2 separate regions of the Homo sapiens genome follow, and region 2 is linked to region 1. A link is an interaction called in ENCODE POLR2A ChIA-PET data of the cell type or tissue named here. Cell type or tissue: PC-9. All regions are shown on one strand.

Evidence for each region. ChIA-PET counts read pairs that join two places held together with the same protein. Peaks named below come from ENCODE experiments on the same cell type or tissue, not always from the same donor. Only the 100,000 strongest peaks of a DNase experiment are listed, where the experiment ranks them.
Region 2: POLR2A ChIA-PET joins it to region 1 with 13 read pairs; 3 of 35 experiments call an interaction of 5 or more read pairs at or near these places.

Annotation. Positions count from the first base shown.
Region 1 is chr5:131,994,378-131,999,377 of GRCh38, forward strand. All of the region lies in intron 1 of ACSL6 (acyl-CoA synthetase long chain family member 6), which reads right to left. Among named protein-coding and RNA genes, the nearest start is that of ACSL6-AS1, 6.7 kb to the right of the region's middle. RefSeq lists enhancers at 1-172, 717-1,260. In PC-9, no CTCF peak of the experiment used is centred here; a DNase peak (open chromatin) is centred at 2,024.
Region 2 is chr5:131,514,775-131,519,774 of GRCh38, forward strand. The region is part of intron 7 of RAPGEF6 (Rap guanine nucleotide exchange factor 6); the gene reads right to left. Among named protein-coding and RNA genes, the nearest start is that of RAPGEF6, 120 kb to the right of the region's middle. In PC-9, no CTCF peak of the experiment used is centred here; no DNase peak of the experiment used is centred here.

The sequences.
Region 1 (5,000 bases):
CAGAGTGCACCCCAGAAGCTGGCTACCTAGAAGGGCTTTTCCCAGGAAGAGGCCAGAACCTTCTGCCGTCACACCTGACAGTCAGATGTCCTGCCCACTTTTCCTGAGAATCATACGCTCAGGCCCTGGGCCATGGCTGACAGCTGCTTCCATATTTTCCAGGGCCACTGCTCTGGCAGCTCTGGGAATGATGCTTCCTGGACCTCAAGGCCTGGGTGCTCTGTTCTCCTGTGTGACAGCTGTCATAGCATTTTACTTATCTTTGCTCCTGGGGTGTGGAGAAGAGGGAAGGGCAGCAGAAGTGCTCAGCACAGTGCCCAGGGGTGAAGGAATGCAGGCTCCTCCCTCTCTACCTCTAATCTCCCAACTCCAGGCCCTGACCCTGAGTGAGAGCGAAGTGGGGGCAGGGCAAAGACCGCAGATCAGCCCTGACAGATACTCCAGCCCTCATGATGTGAAGGTGAAGACCTATCTGACTGTATGAGCACTATGGCTCTGCACTGTCCCTCACCGACTACCAAGAGGACAACTGGCCCCACCATAACTGGGCCCTGTGCTATCCTCCCTGATCCCTTCAGCAAGTGTTCAGAGGCAAGGCAGGTGGCAGAGGAGAGCAGGTGTTAACCTGGTAGGAAGAGAAACCACGACTCAGAGAGAAATGGCTCAGCGGAGTGCTGTGTGCGCTCCCCGGGGGACCAACATCTCCTGCCATGTCACAGATGGCAGCCAGGGAGCCACCCTCACCCACTACAGCCCAAGTGGGTACAGTGGGCCCATCAGGGAGACATGGCAGATGCCCTGGGGTAGAGAGAGGGAAGGTCTCTGTGAGAAGCACTGGAGAATGGCTGAAAGAGAAGCAGGCCCCAGGGGCCTGCGGCATCCTCCTCTCGGCCACTAAGTGAGGCCGTGTTGGCACAGCAAATACACAGCCAGCTTGGCTCAAGGGTTCTGTACCTTGCTTGGAACTGAGGAAAGTATCAAGGGTGGGCCAGGTGATGGGTGCTGGCATCCCCAATGGGACCCCCTCATGTCACTGCCTAGTAGGACTTGAGGCTAGAGGCACCTACAGGTCTGCCAGCCCAGTGATGGCAGGGTGGGCTCAAGGCTGCCCTGTACCACCCCGAGGCACCCTCCTCACAGGCCCTAAGCCTTTGGAAGCATGGCTGTGCTTCCAAGAAGGGAAACAAGGAGAATGCAACAGTGGCTACTCTGCAGCCATGGGATATGAGCCAAAAAATTGCTTGACCCCTGAGAGAGGGGAGATCTGCTGAAATCCCAATAAATGGCATTTGTGTTAAACCATAACATCATGACACCGGAGATGAAGTCAGTGATGTGCAAAGTCATTGCAGAGACACACAAAAAGCCCTTCAGTTGTAATTCCTTCTCCTTCTCTTATGAGCAATGCAAGGTTGAGCCTATCCTTCTTCTCTGAACCTCCACTTCCCCATCTTTAAAATGAGGGCAGTACCATTTAGACATATAAAGCCCCTTGCACTGCATCTGGCATATTCAGAGGACTAAAGAGATGGTTAAAGTATATGCTTGTCAAACCAAGAGGACTGCTCAGCCCAGGACACATGAAAAGGGGTCAGGAGCAGGCCTGGTACAAGCACTGGGCAGAGGTGATTTGGCCTGCACACTGTGGCCCCACAGAAGGAGTTTATGCCCTGCAGATGGCACAGCAGGCTGAGTCCTGGGAACACTCATCAGCCACCCACAGGCTCTGGGTGAGCCTCTAGCCAAGTGTGGTATTTTCACTGAGCTCCTGAGCTGGAAATCCAGTTTTAACAGAAGCTTCCTTGAGCTGGGTCAGTTATGAGACCATCCTGGAGGAACAACCCACTCCTAGCATATCCATCCAATTCAGCTTCTGCATAATAAAGCAGAGGCCAAGTTATAGACCACAGTAGATTCACCAGGGAAAATCACTCTGGAGAAGACTCTGGGTAGGTGACTAGCTGGCCTTCTTGGGACATTTACTTCCTTAAGCTATAGATGGGAAGATGAAATCACAGCCAGGCCTATCAGATAAATGACTCACTACTTAGTAGAAAATCCAGACATGCTCACCAACTCGTAGGGTGGGTTCTGAGCTGATGGACATTTTTCTTGAAGGAGCTGAACTGACTTAATGATATGAGAAGCCAAGGACCAAGAAACTCATGCCTAGCACGAGGGCTCAGCTGTATACCCCAAAAGTTTTAAAGGGAACCCTGGAAGGATACCTCATTACCACCAGTCCCTGGTCCTTGGCAGATGCTCACAGACTCTGAGCTTTGCATATTGTGGCATTCGGTGCAATGCTAGAGTTTTTACAGAGCACAGCCCAGATTAGCCAAGTCATCCATCTGTCTTTCAACGCATCTGGCAGACCCTCACACAGTCCCTCTTCTCATCTAGCTCAGAGTTGGGCCTGCCCTCGGTCCCCTGGGAAGGACACATGAGGAAATGGGCAGTGTTATGATCAGACATGGGGAGCCAGAAAAGCTGCCTGACTTAGGTACGAGAGAGTCAGGGCAGGCTTCTGGCAGGAAGTGATATTGATCCTGAGAATGAAAGATAAAGATGAAAGGGTGGCCTGGCAGAGGAAAGTAAACATACAAAGGCTGGAGTTGAAAGAGCACATGGGACACTTAGGGAACAGAATATTCTGTGCAGAAAATAAAGCACTGAGCCCACAAAATCTCATACAAAGATCAGTGCTACAAGTCTGTGAGGCTGGCCTCTTGGATATGCTGAGCTTTCAGCAGTCACGGTATTACCATGGTCCTCAGTGGGAGGAAGAAGGGGACTTGGCCTAAAATTCCTGAGTTCCTGATGCCTGGGCAGCCTTTTCCTACACACTGTACTGTTTGACCCTCACAACAGCTGCAGGTACTCCCTCTAAGGTGGGAGAACAGAGGCTCCACTGGAGAAGCCACCTTGTTCAGCAAGCGAGGCACACAGTAAACAAGTAGTAGAGCATAGACTCAAGCCCAAGACTGCAGTCTCAATGCCAGCCCCTCATGTGGTATGGCCACCCCAACCCCTGCCAACATTGGGCCCACTCCCACAATCCATCCTTTCCTTCGCATTGGCACTGAACCCACAGACAACCAGCTCCAGCTGCCTGGAAGAGCCCAGGCCCAGGTTCAGGGGCTGGGGGAAGTGCAGGGCCACCAGAGCCTGTATGAGGGGACCAGCCAGTTGGGCCAGTCATTTGCTATCTTTCGCCATGGACATGGGTGGGCTTCTTCCTGGCCTTACATCAAGAACTCACCATCTTCTCCTGGCTGAGTCCTTCTCCTCCTACCTGGGGTGATGGAAGGCAGTGCGCAAAGGGCTTGGCTGCCCACTCCTCCTTGCAACTTCTACTTAGGTGCTCACCCTGAAGGAGGTATTTGCAGCAGTGGCAGCTCCTCTGACCTTGAGGCTGGGCCTGTACCCCACCTTGGCTGGGCAGCAACCAGAGGGTCTCGTTCTTTCAGGCTTATCGACCTTCTCAGTCAGAACTGCTTGCGTTTACACTGAGGTTCCCTTCAGACCTGGGAGCCACTGCAAGGCAGAGCTGTGAGTCCAGGTCCCCTGAGGACATGGGCCTCAGAGCCAGCCCAAGCCACCAAGCCTTTGACATGGGGAGGGCAGAGCCTAGGCCTTGGAGTCTGGTCTCATCTCATTATTTCACAGGGCCTTGGCCTCCTCTGACCTCCACACCTCTCTTTTGACCTGGGGTAGGGCTTGGTGGTCTCTAGGGTCCCAGCCATACTGCCTCCTTCCATACCCCAAGAGACTCTCTTGGCTGCAGCAGAGATGTGCATTGTGTGTGTGTCGGGGGCAAGAGGAGTGTGGACAGCACTCAAGGGAATCAGTGGTGCTGGTGTTGCCAGGTGAGTGACTGTGTTTGTAAATATTCACCTGGCAGGAGGACTCAGGCATGAACAAGCCACCTAACATGAACTAGCCACCTCCTCCTCTCTTCCTGGAATATCCGACATCTTTTTCTCCAGCACAGACCAGTTCAGAATACCAAGTGGTAGCTAAGGCTAAGGAAACTGGAACTTCCTCCCACCTCAGCATGGCCTCTGCTGATTTAGGGCAATCCAGCATGGGAGAGAACAGGAAGAAAGGGGCCCTGGTGGGAAATATGTTGGCTCCAATGTGGTGGGGTGGCAGAAGCAAAGCCCCAGAGCACAGTCACTGTGGAACTGGCCCTGGGGACCCTGACATGGCTCCAAGAACTCTCTGCTGGTCCAGCCTCCTAACCTCAATACTCTAGGCTTCATTGTCTAGCTGGATACCCGACCACTCCTCTCTACCCCAACGGCCCCAGGCCTGACAGCCACCACCAACCACAGCCCAGACTCCCATACCACCCTCTCCATAGGTCTCCTTGCTCTAACAGGTGCTTGCCCTGTTACCAAAGTTATTTCCTGATATGTAGATAGGATCATGTCATGCCACTGCTCAGAAACCTTATCTGGCTTCCTATTGCCTTAGGACCAGAGTCCAAACTAATGCTCACACTGAGGCTCTCCATGATCCTCGGATTCTTCCCTCCCCTTTGAATCACTCCAGCTTCCTCTGTATCAGCCTCTCTAATAGGGGTTCATATGATGGAGTTCTGGGCCTCTGCAAACTTCTGAGGTCTTCAAAACGGGTGGGGAAGCTCAAGCCCAGCCACCAAATCATCAAAGAATCTCCTCAACTCCAAGTGAAGAGCTCTGAAAAGAAAACTACAACCTCTCCCAGGGCCCAGGGACCCTAGCAAACGAGCTTGGGAGAGGACCCAAAGTGGGTATTCTGGGTATTCCGGTGCTGAACTGACCTGGGTCCAAATCATGACTCAGTCTCTTGATAGCTGTGTGGCCTTGGGCAGGTCACTTTGCCCCTCTGGGCCTCATCTCAAACAAGCTCATGGACAGAGAGTGCAGTGCCAGGCATGTAGTAAGGGAAACACTTAGTAGATAGCAAGTAGCTGAAGCAGTTACTCCATCTCTTTGCAAGCCAAAGGGGCTCAA
Region 2 (5,000 bases), 480 kb before region 1:
GTGGAAATATGTGGGTCAAAAGACACTCCGTATTCGTGAAGGTAGGGTACACAGAAGACTCATCCCCAGCCTTTCAATTAATTTATCCTAGCACCTGGGACATATCAGACCCTTAATTATGATAAATGAGTTAAGTCCAGGAAAAATATATATATTGGTGATAGGATTAAGACAGCATGAAACTTTTTTCTTTTCCTGACATATGAATGTGTCTCTGTATACATAAATATAATTTGGTGAGGCAGACAGTCTGAGGTGATTTTCTGATGACTCGGCCTTCCCCAAATAAACCACCAGAGGATATCCTTTTCCTGTTTCCATCTAGATAAACATGAAGCTACAATGAAGAGAACTATAGGTTGGAACTAAGAGTTATACAAACTTACAAAAACCACATTTTCAAATTTAGGGCAAGTGTTAAGCCTTAGACTTTCAGTGCCTCTCTTTTCTGTATTCCCATCTTTAGTATTTCATTTAACCTTTTCATGGACCATTTAGTTCTTAGGTCTTCCTGGTCAGGGTTAGAACTCTATGAAGTTAATCTTTCAGTCCAGGTTGACCCATTTCATAACCTCTACAACACGGCAGGCAGGCAAAATCAAGTCTCTTTTGCCCTGGATAATAAAGTTTTAGTTAGCAGAGATCTGCATTTTCCTTGAAGCCAATATTGGTTTCTACTTTCAAATATAATTCAGTGCAAAAAAAGAATTTCTAGAGTACTTCCTAAATGCCAACACTGTGCCTGACTCACCATGGGATACAAATTTAAGACATCAACTCTGCACTCCATAAATTTACTCTGGTGATGAAAAATGTCAAGTTTACAAGTAACTACCAAAAAAAGCAGAGAGAAAAAGTGACATGTCCGAGAGAAAAACTGCTGAGGGATTCCAAGGAAGGAGACATTTCTTCTTGTTGGAAAGACATGGGAGATAACATGAAAATGTCATCTTCATGAAGCTACGGGTAGAAGAGCATGATTAAAACACAAGACTAGGAAAAGGCAGACATGTTCAGGGAATAACGTACATATGTGATGGGGCAGAATCTAGAATGTGTAAGTGGGGGAACAGTAAAATATAAAACTACATTGTAGTTAGAGGTAAAAGGCTTGGAATTTAAAATTAAGAGTGTAATTTAGATAACAGTGAAGAATTAAAGCTTTTTAAATACAAGAGTAATTAAAAATCAGAGCAATTTATTTCAAGTGGGAGTTTAAAAATGATAGTCAAAAGATGATAACAGATTTTGACTAGGACTCAGATGATATCCTTTTTTTTTTTTTTTTTTTTTTTTTTTTTTTTTTTTTTTTTTTTTTTTTTTTTTTTTTCTGTGACGGAGTCTTTCTCTGTCACCCAGGCTGGAGTGCAGTGGTGCGATCTTGGCTCACTGCACCTCTGCCTCCTGGGTTCAAGCGATTCTCTTGCCTCAGCCTCCTGAGTAGCTGGTGCATGCGCCACCGCACGTGGCTACTTTTTTTTGTATTTTTAGTAGAGATGGGGTTTTGCTATGTTAGCCAGGCTGGTCTCAAACTCCTGACCTCAAGTGATCCACCGAACCCAGCCTCAGATGATATTCTTAACAGAAATATTAAAGAAAGGTGTAAGAGAACATGTGGTGACTTGAGTTGACAAAAGAACATACTGGTGAAAACGTGGCACCAGAGTTCTGAAGAGATTGGCACTCCGAGCTGTGCATTAGGAAATCATGTTGCCATAGAGGTGGTAACTGAAGTCTTGGGATTTTTAAGAACACGCTTACTGCCTATATAGAAACTGAAAAGGTAGGTGGTGGATAAATGTGTGTCTGGAGTTGTTTAAGAATGAGTTAACAAAAAGACAACATGCTTTTGTTCAAGAGTCAATATTTCACAGTTTTCCAGCTCATGGAAAAGACTGAAATAAATAGAAAAAGGAATCTAGAAAGAAGTACTCCTTATTCTCTTGAATACTCTTTGAAGATGCAGAAAATATTCTATCTAAGAACACTCTTACACCTTAATGTATACTTTAAAATTTTAATCTATGCTGATTAGAAACACATTCACACTGGAATCATTGATTTGCCTTTTTTTCCCTCCACACTATAGTACATGCTATATTTTGAAGTTTCTTTGAGGGCCAAGGGCTTTTATTTTTAGACCAGAAGACATGAAAACTCTCAAGAAGGAAATGCATAGAAGTGTAGCCACACATTTGGCCATATAAAACAGTGTAAACAGTTTTCCTGTTAAGAACTGCTGTCAGGAAAACCAAATCCCGCATGTTCTTACTTATAAGTGGGCGCTAACAATTGGGTACACATGGACCTAAAGATAGGAACACCAGACACTGGGGTCTATTAGGGCAGGGAGAGAGGGGCAAGGGCTGAAAAACCACCGAATGGGTATTATGCTCACTATCTGGGTGATGGGATCATTCGAACCCCAAACACTCAGCACCACGCAATATACTATGTAAGAAATCTGCACATGTACCCCCCTGCATCTAAAATAAAAGTTGAAATTATTTTTAAAAATTGGGGAGACATCCATTTTTCTGGATAAGAAGACTCCACGTTAGAAAAAAATGCCCAAATTAATCTATATATAGTCTTCTGCCCCACAAAAAAAGCTGGATTTCACTTGAAACGTTTCTAAATTTCTAGAAGAATAAAAGCAGAAACACTAAAAAAAAATTGCTGTTAGGATATCTTCCCCTCAACTGTCCAAATTAAAAATACTTCTATCATTTCACAAGGCTTTTCTTATGGTGTTAAAGGCTAGGTGTTCACTTAAAAAATCTCTCAAATGCTAAAATTCAAATAACTAGACAAATCACTTCAGCTATCCCAGGCTAAGATACATACATTGGCAATGTACACCTGTAACTAAGGGGTATATTCATAGCTCCAAAAGGGAATCTAAAGGCAGCCTAAGGTGAAAGGAAAGATCAAGGGTCCAGTACTGATATTTAATTCTTCTCCTTGTTTATTCCCGAGGATCTGATTGGAAACATTCGCGCATGTACACACACACACACACACACACACACACACACACACACACACAAAATTTAGTTAGACATTTCTCTTACCCATGGATTAAAATTATAGAAATCTTGTACTTTGGAGGGTATATCTTATCAATCTATTATAATTCTGTGTTTATTCCTTTTACTCTCCTTTAAATATTTTCCAATTTTTTTTTCAACTTTTAACTATACAATCTATTTACGTCCTCCTTAATATTTGTTAAATAAATAAAAATGTTCGTTTAAGAAACATAATAAAAACTACCCACAAACCCACCACTAGTAGAAAAACACTGTTACTAACTGGTGTTCTTGAACTCGGATTTACATTCTGTATCTACAAGTATAACATATTTAAGTATACAGGTATATATATTTATTTAACGAAATATAAATAAAATGTTAAAAATACCTACTTATCTCATAGATATGATATATAAGATTTTATACATATGAGATATAAAAAATATATAAGTATGTAGGTGTATATTTTTATGATTTTGATTTTTTTCCTTTTGTGTTTATCTTTATTGGCTTCTTTTTATTTTGGCGTTTATGCTGTTTCTATCTTTTGGCTATGGTCCTAAAGTTAACTGTTATGTCAGAGTTTGAAATTTTTTTTTTTTTTGGAGACGGAGTTTCACTCTTGTTGCCCAGGCTGGAGTGCAATGGCGTGATCTTGGGTCACCGCAACCTCCGCCTCCTGGGTTCAAGTGATTCTCCTGCCTCAGCCTCCTGAGTAGCTGGGATTACAGGCATGCTCCATCACCCCAGCTAATTTTTTATTTTTAGTAGAGAGAGGGTTTCTCCATGTTGATCAGGCTGGTCTTGAACTCCCGACCTCAGGTGATCCGCCCACCTCTGCCTCCCAAAGTGCTGGGACTGCAGGCTTGAGCCACTGTGCCCAGCAGCAGAGTTTGAAAATTTTTATCTTCTTTGACTACTCTTAAAAAATTTTATCTTAGGTTTTATATATTTGATGTTAACATTATTATAAGTTTCTTCTTTAAATTTCTTCATTCCTATTTTGGTTCTAGAGTTTTATCTTATTTATTTTATCTTTATTCCTTTTATCTTTTCATGCTCTCTAAATTCATTCCCACTTTTATTGGTTAATTTATAAGTTTCATTGCATCATATTTTTTTAAACTATATGATTCCATTTATATGACCTTCTGGAAAAGGCAAAACTATAAGGTCAGAAAAGAGATTGGTGGTTGCCAGGGCATAGGATAGGGGTCAGGAGAAGGTACTTGACTGCAAAGGGTCATATGGATACTTTCTGAGGTGATGGAAATATTCTACATATTGATATAGGCTATGCCATGGTCCTGCAATAGAACACCTCCAACCAACACCAGCAGGTGTACTCCAGTCTCATCCTCAGGTTGTCCAGCTAAAAGGGGAGTAATCTGCAGGTGCTAATATAAGTGCAATGCTCCTATAGGAGCTCCTGTAGTATCTTTGCAAAGATGTAGGGACCAACTGTGTACAGTCCATCTTCTAGTTCACAATAAAGCATTGGTCTTTCCAAGTGACCTTGAATCTTAATCTGTGCACTATCCTGGCTTAGAGATGTGGATATCCCAGTGATACCAGGTTCTTATAGTTTTTCTTGTCTTTTCTTCTTTTTTGAGACAGAGTCTTGCTCTGTCGGCCAGGCTGGAGTGCAGTGGCATGCTCTTGGCTTGCTGCAACCTCCGCCTCCTGGGCTCAAGCAATTCTCCTTACTCAGCCTCCCAAGTAGCTGAGATTACAGATGTGTGCCACCACGCCCAGCTAATTTTTGAATTTTTCGTAGAGACAGGGTTTCACCATGTTGGTCATGCTGGTCTTGAACTCCTAACCTCAGGTAATCCGCCCGCCTAGGCCTCCCATCCTATAGTTTTTCAACACTAAACCTCTGTGTATAGTCTTAGAAAAGTCCAGATATTCTCACATGTCCTGAGAGAAATCTACAGCCACATCCCTGAATTTCACTGATCCAGG